Linked DNA regions of Homo sapiens: regions 2 and 3 are each linked to region 1. Evidence: chromatin loops called from intact Hi-C (ENCODE). Cell type or tissue: chondrocyte. All regions are shown on one strand.

What was found. Hi-C counts contacts between places; a loop is a spot of excess contacts. Peaks named below come from ENCODE experiments on the same cell type or tissue, not always from the same donor. Only the 100,000 strongest peaks of a DNase experiment are listed, where the experiment ranks them.
Region 2: it touches region 1 in a loop (5-fold over the local background); 5 of 110 quality-filtered maps call a loop at or near these places.
Region 3: a loop joins it to region 1, with 2.0 times the contacts of the local background. A loop is called at or near these places in 2 of 110 quality-filtered maps.

What each region holds. Positions count from the first base shown.
Region 1 is chr10:44,799,122-44,807,121 of GRCh38, forward strand. It overlaps the pseudogene EIF2AP4. Among named protein-coding and RNA genes, the nearest start is that of TMEM72, 110 kb to the right of the region's middle. In chondrocyte, no CTCF peak of the experiment used is centred here; a DNase peak (open chromatin) is centred at 3,073.
Region 2 is chr10:44,720,392-44,728,391 of GRCh38, forward strand. No RefSeq gene overlaps it. Among named protein-coding and RNA genes, the nearest start is that of TMEM72, 190 kb to the right of the region's middle. In chondrocyte, no CTCF peak of the experiment used is centred here; no DNase peak of the experiment used is centred here.
Region 3 is chr10:44,748,887-44,756,886 of GRCh38, forward strand. No RefSeq gene overlaps it. Among named protein-coding and RNA genes, the nearest start is that of TMEM72, 160 kb to the right of the region's middle. RefSeq lists silencers at 4,321-4,521, 4,481-4,681. In chondrocyte, no CTCF peak of the experiment used is centred here; no DNase peak of the experiment used is centred here.

The DNA of each region.
Region 1 (8,000 bases):
CGACAAGGATTTCAGAGCAGGCACCTCAAAAATGTTTCAAGGAGCAATGATGAAGATGTCTGGAAAAGAATAGAAAATTATAGCAAAGAGGCTGGGTGTGGTGGCTCACCCCTGTAATCCCGGCACTTTGGGAGGCCAAGGTGGACGGATCACAAGGTCAGGAGTTCAAGACCAGCCTGGCCAATATGGTGAAACCCCGTCTCTACTAAAAATGCAGAAAAATTAGCCAGGCATGGTGGTGCATGCCTGTAATCCCAGCTACTTGGGAGGCTGAGGCAGGAGGATTGCTTGAATCCAGGAGGCAGAGGTTGCATTGAGCCAAGATCTCACCACTGCAATCCAGCCTGGGCTACAGAGCAAGACTGTCCCCCCTCCCCCCAAAAAAAGAAACGAAAATTATAACAAAGAAATAAAAAACATAAGAACAAAATAGGAATTTTAGAATTAAAAAATGCAAAAGCAGAAAGAAAAACTCAATGGATGAATTCAACAGCAGAATGAAGAAAACAGAGGAAAGAATCTGTAAACTTGAAAATAAAATAGAATATACCCAATAAAAGAAAGAACAACAGAAAGAAGAGACATTAAATATATATATTTATATTTAACGTATATATATACCTGATGTCTTTTATGTATAAACTTAGGGGCATGTGGAACTATAACTAAGGGTCTAACATTTGTGTCACCGAAGTCCCCAAAGGAAAGGAGAACAGGAGTGGGGGCTGAAAAAGTATTCAAAATATAATGTCAGAAAATTTACAAATTTGGAAAATATATAAATTTACGTATTCAAGAGGCTGAGCAAACCGTAAACAGAATAAAACCAAAGAAATTTATACTAAAATACATCATAGTCAAATTTCTGGAAACTAAAGACAAGGAAAAATTTTTGAAAGTAGTCAGAGGGAAAGAATAACTTAACCACAGGGTAAAAACATCTCAAAGAACAGAAGATTTTTCTTCAGAAACCACGGGGGCAAGAAGGAAGAGGAACATTTTTCAAGTGCTGAAAGAAAAGAGCTGTCAGCTCAGAATTCTACATCCAGTGAAAAATATCATTCAGGGGATAAGGGGAAATCAAGACATTCTCTGATGAAGTAAAACCAAGATAATCTGTCACCAGCAGACCTACTGTAAAAGAATGTCTGAAGGAAGTTCATTAAACAGAAAAGAATTCATAAAAGAAGGACACAGGAACATCAGGAAGAAAGAATGACAGAAAAAGCAAAAATACGGGTAAATATTTTTTTACCACAGACTTCACTCCTCTTGAATTTCCAAATGTATGTTTGACCGCTGGAGCAAAACTTGTAATAATGTCTGTATAGCTCCCAACACATGTAGAGGAAATATTTAAGATGATTGTATTAAGAATGGGGGAGGGTAAAGGGGCATAAGAATAGGTAAGTGTTCTAACTCACTCAGGCTGCTACAATGCCAACCCAAATGGACTGTGATAAGATATGTACATATAATTTACCTAAGCAATCACTAAAATAAATGCAAGGAGATATATCAGAAAACACTAAAGATAAGTCAAAATGGAATTCTAAAAATATTCAAGTCACCCACAGGAAGTGAATAAAAAGAAAACATGAAGATAAACAATCAGAATAATCAGAAAATGAAAAATGAAATGGTAGATAACCTCAACATTATATTATATTGATCGAATAATAGATCAATAACTATTGTGCATGTAAATGGTCTAAATATACCAAATGAAAAGCAGAAACAGAAATTGACAGGGTGAATTAAATCAAAAATATGACCCAACTATACACAGTCTAAAAAACAAACAGACAAAAATACTTCAGATATAACTATTAAAAGAAAAACCTTAGATAAATTAAATTTAACAGTTTAATTGAGCAAAAAAAAATGATTCATGGATAGGGGACCACTGAGGACTAGAAGTTTAGAAATAAAGAACAACTACAAAATATCCATAGCTATTATACTTAACAGTGAAAGGACAAGTGCTTGCACCTAAGCTCTAGAACAAGAAAAGGATGTCCACTCTCACCACTATCATTCAGCACAGTACTGGAAAATCCAGCCAGCACAATGAGGAATGAAAAGAAAGTAAAAGGCACATAGGATGGAAAGAAAAACTTTCAATACTGGGAGATGACATAATAGTCTACATAGAAAGTTCTGAGAAATTTTTCAAACAAACAAACCTAGAATAAGTAAGTTCAGCAAGGTCACAGGATAAAAGATCAATACACAAAAATAAATATGTATACATATGTACACACGTGTATATGTGTGTATGTGTGAGAGAGAGAGAGAGTGCTCTATATATGTTTTAAAATATAAAGGTTGGTTCTAGAATACTAACGATGTTAAAATAATTAAATGGGGAGGCCATTAGACTGAGGTGGCTCCAATGCCCTTTGTTCCTACATAAACAAACCCCTGAAACCCAACTCAGACTCATTTCCTATATATGACTAATTTTTTAAAAATTAAACTTAAGCTCAGCCCACCACCAGCCAACTGGACATTATTAGTTATATCACTTTGAACTTCCCACCTACATAGTCCAAATGAGGCCATTGTTCAAATTTTAACCAATTAATTTATTTGCTCTGCTTCCATATTCACCCTTTTAAAGCTTTTCATCTACCTCTGGGGAGTTCCAAACCACTCTAGTTTGGAGCTGCCCAATTCATGAATTACTGCTTAAATAAACTCCGAAATTTCAGTGCATCAAAGCTTATTTTTTTTAACAATGGAGATTGTCTTAAAATAGTGGAAATTCAGGTGATGAATTTTCTTTATAGAAAATCAGAACCAGGTCTCTCAGGTTGTCCCTGTGTCCTCTGGACAGTGGCACCTGCAGTTGTCCAACATGGGAGGGCAATACTCCCTGGACAGGAAGCACAGTCTTCTATTAGGGCCACTTGAATGACACTGAACTTGACACTGAGAACTTGTCTCTGAGAAATGACGCATTTTATTTTCCCACAGCTGGGGCCATGCCAGAGGCATTCATGCTGCGCTTTCTAAATACCTCAAAGACAGGCTGGGGCTGCAGCCAAGTCAGGCAATGAGCTGGCTGGGTGCCAGTCTCCCTGGGGTGATCCTGAGGCCTCTGGCTGAGTGCTCAGAGCCGGGTGTCTCCTGTGGCCCAGAATAAGGGAGGCACAATGGCCTTCCCACCTGTGCACCATCAGAACCAGGGGTTATGCAGAGGCTGAGTAAAAGAGGGTAATGACATGGCAGCCGAGATCCAGTCCCCTTTAAACTTAGAAGAAAATCCAAGCATCTTTCCACAGGCCCCTGAGGTCCAGCCTCCACCCAGAGGCCTCCAGTGACACAATATGGACATTACTTAAATTATGTGGTCAATCAAACATTTATGTATCAAACCAGGCTCAACGGAGTGCAAACATCCCACAGACAATCTATAGATTCTATTGGGAGGCTATAGTCAACTTATCAAGAAAATTGGCTGCAGGCACACACATGGAACTGTCCTGGAAGGGAAATCAGGGTTTGAGATGCACAGTCAGGGGACTGGAGGTTTCTTCCCCAAAGCATGACCACCAGGAAATCAGAATCAGCCAGTCCCTCAGAATCAGGAACAAGATCATTGCATGAGAGGAGAAATAAGACAGTACCCATAAGAGAAAGTCCAGTTCCGAATCTGAACCCTGAGTTCGTTTGGTTGTAAATCCCTTCAGGGATGTGCGTGTGTGTGTGTGTGTGTGTGTGTGTGTGCATGTTTGTTTGTGCATGCATGTGTGTACTATATGGAAATATAATTTTTGTGACTCATGTTTTCACTCAATAGTAAATTTTGATCAACTTCCCTCATCCATACAAACTTAGCTCATCCTGCCTCAGCTGCCAGAAGAATTAGGGTTTCACTGCAGGGCCGAGTAATTGGGGTTGGTGTTTCCTGGGTGTATTGTGCAGCTCTGCGCCAGCTGAGACACCCTGTGCTTCTGCCCACTGGTATTCAGAGCCTACAGGCACATCTTCCTTTTCCCTGGCTTGCAGGCTGAGCCAAGTGAAGCTTGGGCAGCGTCTTAGTGTGGTCCTCCAAATCATTCCCTCCAACTTGCTTCCTACCTGGCCTCAGCGCTCCCAGCCCTACTATTCCAAGCTGGGGTGGTTCACACTCTCTGGGGAAGCCCATCCATTTCTATCCCATCTCAGTGCTGAATCCTGGAAACCACTGGTTCCAATGCCATTGACTTCCTTTCATCAAAAATTTCCTTTATGCCTCAGACTATTTATGCCACCATTTTCCACTTTTCAACCCTTTTGCAGATTTTCAATTGATTCCTTTCAAAGGTAAACACACATGGACTCAGCATCAGGAAACTGGAAAATGGGTGCTCTTAAGGCAAGATGGGCAGACAGAACAGCTTGTTCTTGTTCAGACTCAAACCCAGGAAGGGCCACGATGTGACCCAAGAACCTTGAGAACTTTGGTAGCAGAGGGAGCAGAGGTGAGAGGTGAAAATGCTCATTCCATAAGCATTCGCAGAGTGCTCATTTGACACCAGGCCTCTATCAAGTGGCAGGAGACAAGATGAAGGGACCTCAAGTGCCAGAAGATGCAGGACTTGGCCCACATGGCGATTCCTCTGGGGGAGTTAGGGTGTTCTGGAACTGCATTGAGTGGCCCTAGCCACATGACAATCATGCCCCTGTTTGGGGTTGCAGCACCTCTGGCAGTAGGTGCCACCCTGGCCAGTTTCACAGGGTAAGAGAGGCAGCTACAGAGATGAAGAGCTTGGCCAAAAGAAAGAGCTCAGACAAGGATGAAATTCCCGCAAAACTCAGTTTTTAAATAGAGTTATCAGATCAGAAATCCAACCAGTGAGCAATTAGGAGGGAGGAGGTGTGTAAAGTAAGAAAGTGCTGTGCTCAGCACTTTTTGGATGGGTGAGAGTTATGGCTGTTGTTCTTTTAGTGCCTGGAAAGTGTTATTAATAGCTATGGGAAAGGGATTTTCCCATCTGTTCTTTCAAACACACACATGCATACTTTAACGTTATCTTGTATTTTCAGATGCTTCTAAAATCTACAGTCAATGAGTTACTTGTATGGAGAGGTTAAACATGCCAAGGTTTCACCAGCCATGAGCTTCACCAGCAGTGGGGAGAGGGGAGTCTGGAAAGCCGGGAGATTATTCCTTGTTTCTCAGCCAGGCTCATCTTCGGGCTCTGCAGGGGCAGCCTTACTTTACAGTCAGTCTTGGGAGGAGTGTTCTCCAAGGGAGGGTAAGGATAGCCAGGTTTAAAGAGCAAGGAAAGGGAGACAAAAGGCAAGCCCAGAGGCAGGTGCCAGTGGCTGTTGTAGCAAGTCCCTTTGCCTCTTCTTCAGGCCATTTTCACTGCCACTTGTGTCAGCTCTGGAAGACCACAGGAGCTTCCAGGTGGTCCTAGCCCCAGACTCTAATTTTGCTTGAAATCCACTAATTCAGATTCTCCAATGGCTGTGCCCTTCCTGGCATGGCCCACCTCCTCTGCACTTTCCCCCTGGAGTAAATGTACAGGAATGGGAGAGCTAGCCAGAGAGGTGACCAGAAGGTCAGAGATTCACTTTTGTTTCCATCCAAATCATAGATGTGTAAAATCAGAACTTTCTCATTTAGGGCCCCACATCCACAGGTGCTTCCTTGGTGAAAAAAAATCAATCTGGGAGATATTTTAGAATTCCAGAGTCATGATCTTTTCCACCCACACAAGATGAATTCTTGTCCTGCAAATGATCAAAGGAAATCTGGTTATAAACAATGCTGCTGCATGAACATGACTGGGAGGAAAAAATGGAGAAGAGATGCTTTCACACCCAGGAGCTGCCTTGCATGTCGGGGGCATTTGCAGCAGGATTTACAACAGAATTACACCATTATTGATCCATTAATCTATTTCCTTTTCATTCAGTAGCTATTTCCTGACCACACTGGACACAGAAGGCTAAGGAAAGAATCTAATTAATTCATTTAACAAAAGTGTATTGGGCACCTACTATGTCCCAGGCTCCATGCTAGGGCTGGGGAGCAATGGTGAGAAAGACTTCTCTCCTCCCCTCACTGAGCCAGCATTCTGCCTGGGAAGACAGACAATGGGCCAGTCAACACATGACCAGGCAACGTAGTAACAGGGCAATGAGGTAGACATGACCTGGGAGAGGCTACTTCAGAAAGTAGCATCTGAAGGTTAAGAAGGAAGCCATCACATAAGGACCCAGGACAAGGCTTTCACGCCTAGGGCACCTAGGGGACAATGCAGAGCTCCCAGGTCGGAGGGGCCTGTGCTCACCAGAGGGGGACTGGCTGGGGATCCAGCAGGGGAAAGGTGCTCAGCCTGAGACTGGGAAGCAGGAGTGACAGGTGTGTGGGGAATGGCAGGCGTGGGAAGCTACTGTAGGTGCCATGAGTGGTGTTCTAGGGCCTTGAACAGGGAGATGGATGGAATTACTTCTTGGAGGATCATGCTGCTGTTATGCAGTGAATAAAGTGAGAAAGGGAAAGCAAGCAGAGAGAGCACTGCAGAGGCCATGGAGGAGGGGAGGTGGGGAGGAAGTATCGCTGTGACACAGCCATGGCAGTAAGAGCAGCCATGCATGGTGGAGTATGAGGTGTGTTTGGATCTGACTGTGAACTCTTTGTGGACAGGGAGTGATAGAGATTTGAGCCAATTGCTTAGGTTATTGGATTGAGCAAGTAAAGGATGGTGGTGACCCTTTCTGAGATGAGGATATCAGAAGAATCAGGCTGTAAGGCAGGGAAGGAGGGATGTCAGTCCCTGCCCTGCCAGAGCGCAGGTTCTGTGGACGACACAGTTGTGGAATGTGAGTCAGGTGCCAGATGGCCTTGGTGCTGAGTGTGAACTGATAGGAGCCTATGAAGGGACCACAGTTTATTTCCTTCCTCCCGCTCTGGTTCATTTGGACCCCACTGAAGACTGGGGAGGTTTCTGCAGCCAACATCAATAAAGTGGTGACAGAGAGCACCAATTGCAATCCAAAATCCTACTGCTGAGGATTCATCACGAGCTTATTCATATGGCCAAAGAGAAACTGCAAGAGCAAAGGCTGTGTGCCTGGAGAATTCACACATTTCCCATTACTTTCCAGCAGGGAGTGGAGGACACATATACAGACCTCCCCTAAGTTAGTCAAGTAAGAGACCCAGCAGCAGTATAACAGTTCATGACAAGAAGGGGGATTGGAAAGAAAGGTAACTGTTTTCCAGGAGAAGGTGGGGCTGTCCATGCCACTCCTGGAAGATGTGGCTACAGACTCAGAGATAATGATGCTTCTAGTTCCCACAGTCAGTATATGAACCCAGCTGAGGATCAGAAGGACTCTGTGTGGTGAATGCACCACCATGTTTTGCAGAAAGCATAGTGTTTCCAAGGAAATCTCAGGAAAATTACAAAATCTGTAACTTTAGCAACAGTTGGAGCTTCATTTGCTGGGGCAAAGGAAAAAAATTATAAATATTATCAGTGTCACTAACATGAGTTTACTACACCTCTTCCACCTCCAAAGGCACTTTTTTCTGAATTCTTACCAAAAACCCATGTCCTGGTAATACAGCAGCCTTACACTTCCCTACACATGGCACTCCTGGGAGACTCAACCTGCAACTCCATCGTGTGAGAGTGGGATGTGCTTGAAGTCTTTCATCAAGGAAAAAATGTAAATTGGTATCCATCTGGTCAGATGATGAAACTGTTTTGTGTCCAAAATGTTAACAATAAAGTTCACTTCTTTGTAAACGATGATTTTATAAAATTGCAAGTAAATTGTCTTTGCAGAAAATTAATTGTGGGTTATCACTTGGACTCCAGTCACACAAGGGGGCTGTCTATGTTTCAGGGAGTGAGGGTGTACTTTCATTTGTTGTATTATACTCATACCCCAACTTTTTTGGACCTCATGCAGCTTTAGCCAACAGCAGTTTCTCTAAGCCGATGAGGTTACAACGCTGTGGAATGAAAAAGCCACTGCTGGCTTGTAATAGC
Region 2 (8,000 bases), 79 kb before region 1:
ATCATTCATTTAGGAAAAAAATGTATTTCTTTTGTTGTTTAGAAACAGAGTGACTCTGTTGCCCAGGCTGGAGTGCAGTGGCATGATCATGGCTCACTGCAGCCTCGACCTCCTGGGCTCAAGGGATTCTCTTGCCTCAGCCACCCAAGTAGCTGGGACTATAGGCACACACCACCACACCTGGCTGATTATTTAATTTTTTGTAGAAACAGGCTCTTACTATGTTTCTCAAGCTGGTCTGAAACTGTTAGTCTGAAACTCCTGGCCTGGGATGATCCTCTTGCTTCAGCCTCTCAAAGTGCTAGCATTACAGGCATGAGACAGTGTGCCCAGCCAGGAAAGAAAAAAAAAAAAAAGTCTTAGGACAGATAATCAAGAGGTGAGAGATGGGATCTGTCTTCTATTATTTTCAAGGAAAAAGTTAAGATCCCTCTTCAGCTGCTCCCGAGTTTTATTATGTGAATTAGACCATGTATTAGGACATAAACCAAGACACAAGGCCTGTCACTGAGGGGAGAGAGCAGGCCTCTCTTGGGACAGCAGCGGTAGGGGCATGAACTGTATCTAGTAGAAACCAAATGTTTGGCTTTCCAGGAGAAATACCCGCATTTCTCCTGTGGTTTGTATTTATCCCCTGGGTTGTCTTTTAGTGTTTTGGAAAGACATTTTAATGAACCAGTCTTCCTCAGCTATTTTTAGAAAATCCCAGGTGTGGGCTTGCTTACAGGTAAAAAGGTAATATGGGCCAGCTGTAAGAATAAGTAAGGACTCCAATGATCCAATCAGGCCAAGAGATACAATTGGAAAAATGCAGTCACCTATCCCTCCCCACCTGGAGCTCTTCCAGGTTTAGCGAACCTCAAAGGTTCTGAGTTAAATTATTAAGCCCCCTAAATATTTCAAGCATGGGAGAAATAGAGCGATAAACTGGTCACACCATGAACTTTGGAGTCAGGAACACCCGGTTTTAGTGTTGTGTTATTTCCTAGTTTTCCACTCTGAACCTGTCTTTACATTCATAAATGGGAACAATAATGCATGGCTCACTGAGTTATTTAGAGTTTTAAAAAATAAAATAAAATAGTGTATGGATCATAGGAGATATCCAAATGTTAATTCTCTTCCTCAGAACTCCCTGCTTCCTCAGGGAACATCTTCTATTTTTGGATAAGGTATTAGTTTTCTGTTGCTGTCATAAGAAATCACCAAAAATTTACTAGTATTAAACTAAATTAATGTGCATTATTAAAATATACATTAATTATATTACAGTTCTGTACAGATGAGAGTCCAGCACAGGACTCACCAAACTAGAACCAAGGTATCAGCAAGCTGCATTCCTTTCTGGAGGTAGAATTTCTTTTCCGTTTCTCCAGGCTGTTGGGAGAGTTCAGCTCCTGTGGTCATGAGACTAAGGTCTCTATTTTCTTGCTGGTTATAAACTAACAGGCATTCGCACTTCTGGAGACCACTGCATTCCCGGACTTTTGGTCTCTTTCCTCCATCTCCAAAGCCAACAACGCTGGCAGGTTGAGTCTTTCTCACATTCCATCTTTCTGAACCATTCTTCTGCCTCCCTCTTCCACTATTAATCGTGTAATTAGATTGGGCCCAACCAGATAATCCCAAGTTATCTCCTCATCATGAGATCCATTATCTTCATCATATCTTCAGAGTCCCTCTTGCCATATAACATAACATATACACAGGTTTCAGGGATGTGGGTGTGGCATCCTTTTCAGGAATTATTCTGCCTACCACAGATACTGATCTGAGAGTTTCATCCATTGATTTTACCTAAATTCTTTGCTGTTGCTTCTGTTGCAAGGCAATGTTTTTTGTGTGTGTTTGTTTGTTTTGTTTTGTTTTTGAGACAGAGTCTCACTCTGTCACCCAGGCTGGAGTGCAGTGGCATGATCTCGGCTCACTGCAACCTCCACCTCCCAGGTTCAAGTGATTCTCCCACCTCAGCCTGCCAAGTAGCTGGGACCACAGGCACATACCACCACACCCAGCTAATTTTTTGTGTGTTTATAGTAGAGACAGGGTTTCACCATGTTGGCCAGGCTGGTCTTGAACTCCTGACCTCAAGTGATCTGCTGGCCTTGGCCTCCCAAAGTGCTGGGATTACAGGCATGAGCCACCGCACCTGGCCAGCAACGTTTTTTAAAAGCAAGGTGTGCCTGACGCAGTCTCTTCATTTCCTCCCCTCCCCCACCAGTGACATGGCCTCTTTTTGCAACATTTATTCTCTACGTTATCAATGTGCCTCTTGGAGTAACACATTTTATTTTCAGAAATGAAATATGTAATGGCAATGGTGACAATAATAGCGACAATGATAAGTGCAACTTATTGTGTGTTTTATTTTGCATCTTGCATGCTGCCAAGCATCACGTATGTATAGATGTAACACATGGCACACATGACCTAACCCAATCTTCATGACAGCCCCGTCAGGTAGGGTCTAATCATTGTCTTATGGATGAAGAGACAGCCAAAGAAAGGTGACACCAATTTCTCAAGGTTTTATGGAACCTGCACTCTTATCTTACAAGCACTGGAGCCTTTGGTCTCTTCCTTGCTCAGCATTCTGACTTATCCTCTGCCTGACGCTCTTCTTCTTGGACCTTCCCCTTTTCCTTGGGATTTTCTATTTTAGCTTCACTTCAGCTGCCCCTCTTCCCCAGTCACCTCAACCACCTTGCAATCTTTATTAGTGACAATTACCTAAAAGGATTCTCTTTCCCTCCCCTATCTGTGGCCTTGTGAGGGCAGAGTAAATTTTAATAATTGATGATCATGGAGGAAAATAAACTTTCCCAGAATAAGCACTGTTGTGGACGACAAGGTCTAATACCCTTGATTTGTGGTTTGCACAGACTTTTCTCTTACTTCTCTTTTTCTACCACAGGTCATAAGCATTAGCGTTTTGTTGCTTGAAAATGTTGGACTTCCCTTGAAATACCATACAATGAAACATCGCAGATTTTCCTATCATTTCACATTTCATTTTACATCTTAGGAAGAGCTTTCATTTTTTTTTTTTTTTTTTTTTTTTTTGGCTTGTGAAGACCTTGGCCTGCAACTCAAGGAATGGAGTTGTTTTTGTACAATTTAAATAATGTTTCTCCACCACTTGAGACAGCAAAATTCAAAGGAGAGACATGCTATGGAAATAAACTTGGTATTGCAATGTGAGAGTAGTCAACATATATCAAAAGGTATTCCAACTGGACGATGCTGGGACCAATGTGGAGCCACTGGAGCAAAACCTTCACCTCTTCTGCAGGCCGGTAGGTCAAGGGAAGTGTGTCAGGAGGTGCAGCCCAGAGCCCTTTTACTCATTTCTCTTTTCCCTGAAGCTTTCCCCAGACACCTCATCTATTTCAAACTGAGCTCTCTGGGCCAGAAATCACAGTCACGGTGTCCTTCTTGGAAAACGGCTTATGACTCAATGGCTGCCAAACTCAGCTCTTGGGCTGGAAGTGTTCTCACAGAAAGCCCTGGGGCCGTGGGGAGGATGGGAAGGAGTAAGTATCAGCAGGGTGATGGGAGTTCTCTGGGCTATTTGTGTGACTCATAAGGTATTAAAAATTAGGATAGTTCAGCTTTAACTTTTATAATAATATTTTTTATAAAAACAAGCAGGAATTGATTTGAGGCACCCTGGACGTGGCCACAGTGATTCCAGGCATGGGGCCTCAATTACTGTGCATTTGCATCAGGGTCCCCAGGGTTCTGAGTCAGGGAACCAATGCACACAACCAAACTCCCAGGAGACTGACTTTTCACAAACTTGCCAGTTTATTAATGTATGGAGGTGAATATTTCTTAACAGAGAACCTGGAACACAAATACAATATAAACGTGGAGGAATTTAGACCTCCACATTTATACAATATAAATATGAGTGGTATTTCATATAGGTCTTAGTGAGGTCCAATCATTTCTGTCCCAAATGAGCAAGCATACGCCTAGCCACTTAGTCTTTTTGTTTGAATGACTGTCTCCCTTGAAAAGTGTAGCAGTTTTAAAACATGGCTACAAATTCTTTATCCTCTCCACAAAGATGAGATGACCTTTGTTCTATCTCCTTGAATTTCACTGAGTTTGTGACTTCTTCAAACAATAGAAACTAGAGGAAACACGTTATATTATACCTTCTGAAGCTAGGGCACTGCTGAAACATTCAGTCTTGCAGCCCTGAAACTCCATGCTGGAAGGATGCCCAAGCCACGTGGAGATGCCGCATGAGGTCCTCCAACCAACAGTCCCAGTGCGAAGTTCAGCTTTCAAGTCTTCCCAGCCCAGGAACCAGACATGTCTATAAAGAGGCTTCCAGATGATTACAGCCTTTGGTTATTGAAGTCACCTCCAGCCTTTTGAATCTACCCAGCTGAAGCCCTGGGCACTGTGGAGCAGAGAAAAGCCATTTCCACAATACTCTAAATTCTTCACCCACGAAATCTGTAAGTCTAGGTATTTGGTTAGTGTGTATGCCTCTAAATCAGAGTTAGATTGTTATCCAGCAAGAACCAACCAGGACAAAGCATTTGGGGTGTTAGCTGTCTGATTGGCTGTTATGCTTCTTTCTAGTCACAGTCTTTCTAGATAGGATCTGCTCAGAACTCAGATTAGCAAAGTTGACTCATTTCTGCTGTTTCCTGTGTGAAGTTATTTGAGGCCATGTGGATTCTAATTTGAGTTTTTCCAAAACTGTCAAATGTATAAATAATCTCATTTGCTCCCGAAGATCACAAGTCATATTAATTCTATATGTGTGCTGTTAATTTAAATTGGAAACGTAAACTCTATTTCTCTCACTTGCCACTGCTTGGACTGCACCTCCCTGTGACTTTCAGATTTCTAACAAGCCTGAAAAATTAAAAGGAGACAGCAGTTAACAGGAGAGCAAATAGAACTCAGCCCCAAAATAAAATCTCAACTCAAGGGACAAGTCATTATTACTTCTGAAAATCAACAACAGTAAGGATATGACTTGTACTTTATAGAATCAGTCTGCTTGTTTTCAAGGTTTTATTCCCATGAAGTCTCTTTTATTTTGTGCAGCCTTATTGAGATATATTTTACAGATGAAATCCACCCAATTAAAGTGTGGACTTTAGTGCTTTCTAACTGTATTCATAGAGTTGTGCAACTATCACCACAGTCTAATTTTAGAATATTTTCAGTTCTCCAAAAATAAACCCTGTGCATATTAGTAGTACTTCCTCATTCCTGATCCCTCCCTTCACTCACCACCCCACACTCAGGCAATCAATAATCTACCTTCTGTTTCTATGGATTATGGGTGCCTTATGTTAATGGAAACATATATTGTTAGTCTTTTGTGACCAGCTTTTTGCATTTAGCGTGTTTTCAAGGTTCGTTCATGTTGTAGCATCTGTCGACACTTCATTCCCTTGTATGGCTGAATAACATTCCATTTAATGTATATAACACACTTTATGTATGCGTTTATCAGTTGATAAACATTTAGGTTATTCTCACTCATTAGCTATTATGAATAATCATGTACAAGTTTTTTTGCAGACATATGTTTTCATTGCTCTTTAGCATACACCTAGGAGTAGAAATGCCAAGTCTTATGATAACTCAATGTATAAAGAGTCCTATTTCTCCATGTCCTTATCAACACAGCGTATTGTCTGTCTTTTTATTGTATTATTTTTAGCCATCATAGTGAGTGTAATGTGGTATCTCCTTGCGGTTTTGATTTGCATTTCTTTAATGCACATTAATGCTAATTATATTAAGCAACTTTTCATGTGTTTATTGACATTTGCATATTTTCTTTGGAGAAATATTTATTCAAACCACGATTACTTTTTAAATTAATTGATTGTATTTTTATTGTTCAATTGTAAGAGTTCTTTAGATATTATGGATACAAGTCCCTTATCAGATATCTGATTTCCAACCATACTATCTCATTGTGTGAGTTATATTTTCACTGTTTTAATCACATCCTTTGATGAACAAAAGTGTTTTGTAGTTTTGATGAATTCCAATTTATCTATTTTCTCATTTGCCTCTTGTGCTTGTAGAGTCACATAAACTATTGTCTAACCCAAGGCCGTGAAGATGTACTCCTGTTTTTATCAAGTTTTATAGTTTCAGCTCTTGCATATAGTTATATGATCCACTTTGGGTTGATTTATATGTATGGTATGAGGTAAGGGTAAAAATTCAATTTTACATGTGGATATACAGTTGTCCAGCACCACTCGTTGAAAAGGATATTCTTTCCCCCATTAAGTTGTCTTAACGTCCTTATAGCATATCAATTGACCATAAAAGCAAGGGCTAATTTCTGGACTCTCATTTCTATTACAACAAACTATATGTGAATCTTTATACCAAAAAAACACATCATTATTATAGCTTTACAGTATATTATTATAGCTTTAAAGTGTATTGTTTTTAAAATGGGACAAGTGAGTCCTTCTTCTTTGTTCTTCTCCAAGATTGCTTTGGATATTCTGGGTCCTTTGCATTTCTATAAGGTTTTTGGAACCAGCTTATCAATTTCTATAACAAAAAAAGAAACTCTGGGATTTTGACAGGGATAATCTTGAATCTGTAGATCAATGTAGGGAGTGTGCAATCTTAACAACATTAAGTCTTCTAATCCATAAACTTGGGATGTTTTTCTATTTATTTAGAACTTTAATTTCTTTTAATTATATCTCATAGTTTTCAGTGTGAGTCTTGAACTTTTATTACATTTATTCTTAAATACTTATTGTTTTTCTTGCTATTTAAATGGGATTGCTCTTTAATATCATTTTGAATTATTTATTGTTAGTGCATAGAAATGCAATTGATTTTTGTATATGAATCATTTATTCTGCCACATTGCTGAACCTCTTTTTTTTGTTCTAAGTTTCCCTTTATTTTGTTCATGGTTATTATTGTTTTTAATTCCATGGAATCTTCTACCTATAAGATCATGTCATCTGTCCTCTGGAAATAGAAATAGTTTTACTTCTTCCTTTCCAATCTGAATGTCTTTGACTTTTTCTCTTGCCTAATTTCCCTGGACTGAATCTTCAATACAATGATTAATAGTGTTATGAGAGTGGACATCCTTGTCTTGTTCCTCATAAGAAGAAAAAAGCAACCAATCTTTCACATTAAGTATGATATTAACAGTGGGTTTTTCATAGATGTCCTTTATCACATTGAGGAGATTCTCTTCAATTCTTAGTTTGTTGAGCTTTCTTTTTATCATAAAGATGTGTCAGATTTTTTTCACATGCTATTTCTACATCTGTTGAGATGATCATGTGGTTTTATAGTTTATTCTATTAATATAGTGTATTGAGTTGGTTGACCCAACCTTGCATTCCTGATATAAATTCCAGGTAGTCATGGTGTATAATCCTTTCTATATGGTGGTAAATTTGCTTTGCTGATATTTTCCTGAAGATTTTTGATTCTAAATTCATAAGGATATTGGTCTGTAGTTTGCTCATAATGTCTTTGTCTAGTTTTAGTATTATAGAATGAATTTTAAAATGTTACTCATCTTCTCTTCCTTGGAAGAACTTAAATATTGCTTAATTCTTCTTTAAATTTTTGGTAACACTCACCTGTGAAGGCATCTGAGTTCAAACTTTCCTTTGTTGAAAGTTTTTAAATTACTAATTTAATGCCTTTTCTTTTTTTTTTTTTTTTTGAGACAGAGTCTCACTGTCGCCCAGGCTGGAGTGCAGTGGCGCGATCTTGGCTCACTGCAAGCTCTGCCTCATGGGTTCATGCCATTCTGCCTCAGCCTCCCAAGTAGCTGGGACTACAGGTGCCTGCCACCACGCCCAGCTAATTTTTTGTATTTTTAGTAGAGACAGGTTTTCACAGTGTTAGCCAGGATGGTCTCGATCTCCTGACCTCGTGATCTGCCTGCTTCGGCCTCCCAAAGTGCTGGGATTACAGGCGTGAGCCACCCCGCCTAGTCAATTTAATCTCTTTTCTTA
Region 3 (8,000 bases), 50 kb before region 1:
TTTTTTTTTTTTATTAAATTATGTTCACTCACTCAGGAGATATATGTTTTAAGAACACGACTACAAAACCCATGAAGCCACCACTTAGGTTAAGAAATAGAACATTATGAGTACCTTAGAAGCCCCCAGTGTGCCAGTGGTATCCCTTTTCCCAACAAGGCATAAGCACTATCTTGACTTGTGTATTAATCATTTCTTCACTTTTCTGTATTGTATCTTTAAATAACATATTATCCAGGTGTGAAAACTGAGTAGCAACCTCTGGCCAGCTATTTAAGGACACATGGCCCCCAGCAGCTGAAGGCTCTTAGGAAGAGCTAAGATGAACAGTTTCCACTCAGTGAATGACTGCTCTTCCCCTAAGCATTCACTGGAATGCCTCTCGGGACAGACTCCTCCGGCTATGGTCATGGACCGCGTCCTTGACCATCTGAGAGAAGTGCAATAGTCGGAAATGCAGGAGCCACAGCTCTTCTGATTGTAAATGCGCTGAGAGGACATTCCACAAAACTGTCCAAGTGGGGCCAGCCTTTAATCCAGGCTGAGGTCCTAGGAACCGAGGCTGAGGCTGGGCTACTGTTCACTGTGGATGTGAGGCCAAGGAAGCCACAAGAGAGAACGGGGATCTGGAAAGGAAAGAGGCTGCCTGAAAGGAAGTGGCTCCACAGGAGACCTCAAGGCAGGGTGGCACAGGGCAGGGTTCCACAGCAGCTAACGGAACAAGTGTGGCAACATGGACATGTAAGCACATGATTTACTACTTAGACTGACTGAGCAGAGTCCACAGAATGGAATGTCCAGGCACCTTTAAACAAAACTGGAGGCCCCTGCCTGCTCTCCTTCCCATCCAAGATGGTCGGTGTGGTCTTACTACTCACCTTGTTTCCTAGGCCCGTATTTAGTTCCCTCCAAAATGTCATAATAGTAAATGGGCTAATGTGTTGCCTTTCCATGATATTTTATGGCAATAGGTGGAGTTAAGCTGACTTATCTGCTTCACGTTTTTGCTTCACAGCAGAGGTCTCTTCATTTGATTCTCTTTTATGTGTCTACTTCTTTATAAATACTGTGAAATGTGAGACCTATATTTTTATAGTACTTTTTCTCTATATGCAATGCAATTCTTGAAATATTTGGATTATTAACAAATTTTTAATTGTTTTCTAATAACTGTATTTGTGCTTTCTTTCCCCCAATTTTTCTGCTTTCTCTGGTTTTAATTGGCCATTTTATATAATTCCATTTTATATCCTCTCAGTGTGTGAATTATAATTCTATTTTTTATTTTATAGTAATTGCCATAGGTTTTCCAATATTCATCTATATCTAATCTAAGTTTACCTTCAGATCACACTATAGAGCTTCATATGCAGTGCAAGTACCAGAATATTTCTAATTTCTCCCTCCCACAAGTTATCACATTACTGCCATTCATTGGTCACTGCCAAGGGCTGGAGGGAGGGGTGACAGCTAATGGATATGGGGTATCTAAATATTTTGTAATTATTAATAGATAGTGGTAATTTGTTAATATCCAAATATTTCAAGAATCACATTGCATATAGATAAAAAAGTAATATAAAAATATAGGTCTCACATTTTACAGTATTTTAGAAACAAGTCAATAACCTGGTTTCATGTGAATACACAAAAAACCTCTGAATCACACACTTTAAATGGTTAAATTTTGTAGTGAATTATATCTCAATAAAGGTATTATTAACAAAAGCTCACATATTGTATGATCCTGTGTATATAATATTTTGAAATGACATTATAGAAATGGAAAACAAATGAGTGGTTCCCAGGTATTATGAATGGGGGGAGGGAAAGGGGACACAGGTGGGTGTGGTTATAAAAGGGCCACAAGGTGATCTTCGTGGTGCCAGAGATGTCCAGGAGTTTCTGTGACAGTGGATACATGTGATTACAAATGTAATAAAATTAGATACAACTAAGTACATCCACAAATGAGCACAAGGAAAACTGGAGACATTTGAATAAAATCAGTGGGTCGTATCAATGTCAATAACCTGATTGTGACATTATACTATAATTTTGCAAGTGGTCACCACTGGGGGAAACTGTGGGGGTACATGGGATCTCTCTGTTATTTCTAACAACTGAGTGTGAATTTACAATTATCTTAAAATAAAATTTTAATTTAAAAAAGGTATAAATCAACCAAGATGTCCTAGGTGAATAGATAAATATGCTGTGGTACGTTTATATGATGGGCTATTATTGAGGACTAAAAAGAAATGAGCTATCCAGCCACAAAAGACATGGAAGAAGTGTAAAGGCATATTATGAAGTGAAAGTAGACAATCTGAAAAGGCTTCATACACTATGATTCCAACTATCTGACATTCTGGAAAAGGCAAAACCATAGAGGCACTAAAAAGATCAGGTACTGCCAGGGCTGGGCAGACAAAAGGATGACTAGGTAGAGCATATGGGATTTAGGGAAATAAAACTATCCTGGTATATTCATACTATAGTGGTAGATAAATCACATTCTGTGTTGTTAAAACCCATAGAATGTACACCAGTGAAGTCTAATGGACTCTGGGTGACAATGGTGCATTGATGTTGGTTCACCAATTGTCATGAGTGAGCCCTCTGGAAGAGAATGCTGATGGTGAGGGAGGCTGGAGGGTTGCCGGGGGTAATGTGTGTGGGAACTCTCTGTACTTGCCAGTCAACTTTGCTGTGAAGCTAAAACTACTCTAAAAAATAAATGCTATTAATTTTTTTAAGCAAAGAGTGAAAAGCAGTCCACCCAGTTTCTTTTTCTTTCTTTCTTTCTTTCTTTCTTTCTTTCTTTCTTTCTTTCTTTCTTTCTTTCTTTCTCTCTCTCTCTCTTTCTTTCTTTCATGAACACTACCATAGTGGAAGCTACCTTACTCATGCTTGAGTCAACCTGCTGAATTGATTAATGTTTCCCATTCTCTCTTCAAATATATTGAACAACGTATACGGCAATGCAGAAAACTTGGGACTAGAAAACCATTCATTAGCATGTGTACAAATTTCTGCACCTTCCAGAAGAGTTTGCCTCAATTATATGTTATTATGTGATAATCAAGTATTATTAAATTGATATACCAGTATGAAAAGAGAGCTGTTGAATATAATGAAATTAAGCTGGATATTTTGGAAGAACTCTATACAGCCAAGTTTTAAGGAAATTCTTCTCAAATTGGGAATGAGAGAAACAACAGCAAAGTATTGAAAAAAGTTTATTTCAAAAACTTCAGCAAAATTCTGTACCTACATTGCTTTGCAAGAGTTCTGCTTTAAATAATTGCACATTATTATAGGTATGGTTTATGCAAGAAAGATGATGCAGCACAACTTGGTCTCATTTACCTGTCTGAAGTTGAAAGAAAATGGTTATGGTTAACATGTTAAACTTTATAATTTCAGCATTACCTCTGTATTCTGATGAGACAGCCCTAGTCATGATAACTGTGAGAATTTGTGCTTGACATTTTCTACATGGTTCAGGTACATGGGGGTCTAATTGTGCTGAAATGCAGATGTGCCATACCCACAGATGATGCCTTTAGAACTCTGTCAACCTGTGTCGAACCCTTCTGAGGAGAATCTGAACAATGTCATCTGAACCTTGGGTAATTCGCAGTCTATAAATTCCAGACCATTTTCAATGTAGGGCCCTCATTACAAGACAGGGCATCAGGCCTCAAAAACATCTGTGAGTCAGGTCCTGTGGGCTTTGCCACTGTCTCCAGCACACAATTCAAAGATGAGATGATATATGCCTATGTAGACACAGAAGGGGCAGTCATGGAGGGACAAGAAAGGCTTTTTTCATGGCTTTGTAACACTATTGAAGTTTTTTTTTAACAAAATCTACCTACAGGTTTCAGAGCCATGGAAACATGATCCATGGTTCCTTTCGATGTTCTTTTCATTGTGCTTTCCAAGGACTATTGACATTTCATCCATAACAGCAGGGTATGTTTTTAATGGGTTGGTAGAAAACATACTTATCCAAATATAGGCCTCGTGGTATATTTGTCATGCAACTTGGCCTTGCAGTTGGAGTTGAAAGCTGCTGCTGTCAAAGGAAATATTTGGGTGACTCAGCCAAGAAAGCAGTTTATTGGTTTTGGCAGCAGACAATAGGTGAATATTTCATGGAGGAGAGAGGTTTTAATAGTTGTTTATACAATCTGCCCAGCCATGGCCAAGGTTGTTTAGATTGGTGAATTGAACAATATTTCATTCCTCATGAGCCTGCTGACTTCTGTTGATGGGTTGATGATGCCACTATTTGCTTTACATGATTGGGGTAAATTTCTCACTTCACCAATATAGTCTCCAGCTCCCTGGAGGAGCAACATCTAGGGTTTGGGGCATCTGTGCTAGACAAGCTCCTTTAGTCCTCTGCCAATTTGGCAGGAGCCTACAGAAAATTCCTGCTGCACCTTTTTAATGATTGTGGAAGTCTACATAGCTCAGTGACTCTGGTTAGAGTGCATTTTATCACAAGAGCTTGCCTGTGTGTGTGAGTAGATTACAGCATGTCGGCTACCCACTTTCCCAGGGAGGCTGGATGCACTGGATATGCACAGTAAGGACACCCTGGTCTACGGTGCTGGGAAGGTCAGATAAATTGGTATGACATGTCAGAAGCCATAGCATTTACAATTATAGTATGCAAAACATGCTCACACACACACAGACACAGAAATGAGTCAATGGGTCTGAGAAGCCATGGGGTATATTTTAAAGGGCATTTCCTTAAAACACAGACGGTCAGGATTCTACTATCAATATTTACCACCTTTGTGACTTTGAGTAGCTCCCTGTGTAGGAAGGAACCTCAGTTTCCAGCGTATGTTAGGGGGTTTGGAGAGTTGGCTTTTAAGCCATCATCCAGATTTGACATTCTATGATGAAAAGAAAAACTCTGAAGCAAAGTGCTTTGATCATAGGACTAAGAAGAGTAAGATTTAGATGGAGAAGACTTTAGTGAAATATCAGAGGACAACAGGCATTTGTGTTCTACAGAATGAGCATAGGCTGAGGAGAAGGAACCAGCCCCACCTTTGCTGGCCATATGGCCAAGTGCAGGTCTGGGTCAATGAAACCAGAACAACAATGCCTGCCTCACCTGGACACAGGGGACTGGTGGAGCTCGAGTGAAGACACACTCTGTAGAGGAGAAAACACTGTACATATGTGAGAGGAATGTATCTGCGTATTTGCAGCACTAAAATGGCTTGCCCAGTGCAGTCCATGGTGATTCATGTACCTTTTACCATCTTTTTTAAAATTATTATTATACATTAAGTTCTGGGATTCATGTGCAGAACGTGCAGATTTGTTACATAGGTATACATATGCCATTGTGGTTTGCTGCACCCATCAACCCGTCATCTAGGTTTTAAGCCCTGCATGCATTAGGTATCTGTCTTAATGCTCTCCCTCCCCTTGCCCCCCACCCCCTGACAGGTCCCAGTCTGTGATGTTCCCCTCCCTGTGTCCATGTGTTCTTATTGTTCAACTCCCACTTATGAGTGAGAACATGCGGTGTTTGCTTTTCTGTTCCTGTGTTAGTTTGCTGAGAATAATAGTTTTCAGCTTCATCTACGTCCCTGCAAAAGACATGAATTCATTCTTTTTTATGGCTGCATAGTATTCCATGGTGTATATGTACCAAATTTACAAGAAAAAAACAAACAACCCCATCAAAAAGTGGGCAAAGGATATGAACAGACACTTCTCAAAAGAAGACATTTATGCAGCCAATAAACATATGAAAAAAAGCTCATCATCACTGGTCATTAGAGATATGCAAATCAAAACCACAATGAGATACAATCTCACACCAATTACTATGGCAATCATTAAAAAGTCAGGAAACAACAGATGCTGGAGAGGATGTGGAGAAATAGGAACCCTTTTACACTGTTGGTGGGAGTGTAAATTAGTTCAACCATTGTGGAAGACAGTGTGCGATTCCTCAAGGATCTAGAACCAGAAATACTATTTGACCCAGCAATCCTATTACTGGGTATATACCCAAAGAATTATAAATCATTCTGCTATGAAGACACATGCACATGTATGTTTATTGCAGCACTATTTACAATAGTGAAGACTTGGAACCAACCCAAATGCCCATCAATGATACACTGGATAAAGAAAATTTGGCACATATACCATCTTTTTCTTTTTATTTCTTTGAAACAGAGTCTCGCTCTATTGCCCAGGCCGGAGGGCAGTGGCCCAATCTTGGCTCACTGCAACCTCCACCTCCTGGGTTCAAGCAATTCTCCCACCTCAGCCCTCCTGAGTAGCTGGGATTATAGGTGCACGCCACCACCAAGCCTGGCTAATTTTTGTAGTTTTAGTAGAAACAGGGTTTCACCACGTTGGCCAGGCTGATCTCAAATTCCTGACCTCAGGTGATATGCCTGCCTTGGCCTCTGACAGTACTGGGACTACAGGTGTGAGCCACTGCACCTGACCCTATTACCATCTTTATTGGGGGTCATTATATGGAATACTGGCACTTCTAATAATAATAATCTAATTATCTTCTAGGAACGATTTTCTAATAATAATTCTCTTCCTGTAATACTGGTACTTCTAATAGCTCCATTTATTGTTGCCTGACATGTGCTAAGCACCTGCCAAGCATTAAAGTTCATTATTTCATTTAATCCTCACAAGCCAACAAAGAATGTATCATCTACCGCATTTTGCATTTGAGGAAATGAAGACTTAGGAAGGCTAAGATACTTATGTAAGGTTTTTCCCCTAACTGGACTCAGCAGCTTAACTCCCACATGGGTCTTTACGAAGCTCATGAAGCTGAACATATTCTCCGTATTGAAAAGAGTGACTCCAGAGTAAGAAAAGCATTCATACTCTTGGATTAGGCTCCTTTTCATTGCTTCCCATATCATTTTAATAGCGGATCCCATTTTCTCAGGACCCCACAGTTATTGAAGTTTTGTGAAGAACTGCTACGAGGCCGTCTCTCCCTCACCTTCCCTTCTCCTCTATCTCCCCAACTCTTCCCATCCTCCCTCACCTCCCGTCTCCTCCCATCCCCCCTCACCTCCCCACTGCCCCCAATCTCTCCTCTCACCTCCCATCTCCCCCTCGGCCCCCGTCTCCCGAGACACCTCTGGCAATGGTGCGTGGGCTGTGGACAGGTGGTGCAGGGCAGGGGAGCCCTGAATTAGTTTGACTCTCATTTGCTCTCCAGAGCAACCCTGTGACATGAGCAGGGTACAATTTTTAATCCTATTTTTAGGAATGGAAAATTGGAATTCAGAGAGTTTTCTTTTGATATCTCATTTCTCCCTCCTGAACGGAGTCAGCTCCCGCCAATTTTTGTTCTGTGGGAAACAGCTTTGTCTTGCGGGTGTGGAAGAATAAGTCATCCAATGGTCCCCGCTGACTCACCCACTGCGCCCACTGCAGTCACTCCCAGGGACCCTTTAGAGGGGGAAAATGCAATTTTGTAATGAGCCAGATTAATTTAGTGATTTCCATTATTCATTTTCAGTTTAGATTAGTCATTCCCATTATTCATTTTCAAAACATCCTAGAGCTCTGGACTTTTCCTGAACTTACAGTGTAAATTTCAGCTCTGAAGACAGTTGTCTAAGTGGTCAAGATAGGAGGAAGTCAATCCTTCTCTGTCTCAAGCACTGGCTTGCCCTGTAAGTACCTGCCTACGAAGGGTCGCCTGGCTGCACCCTTGCTCACCTGAGTGACTTGGCTCCCTGTGTAGGCACCCCCTGTACACACTCTATGACACTGCCATGTGCCATACACACACACACACATACATGTGTTTGGAAGACTACTTGACCATGAGTTCAACAATATTTTCAATCATAATCATGTTTTTTGTATATGTGCATGCATGTGTATGTGTGGGGTGTGTGTGTGTGTATATATATATGTGTGTGTATGTGTGTGTGTATTACAACCATGGCACCCTTGCATAC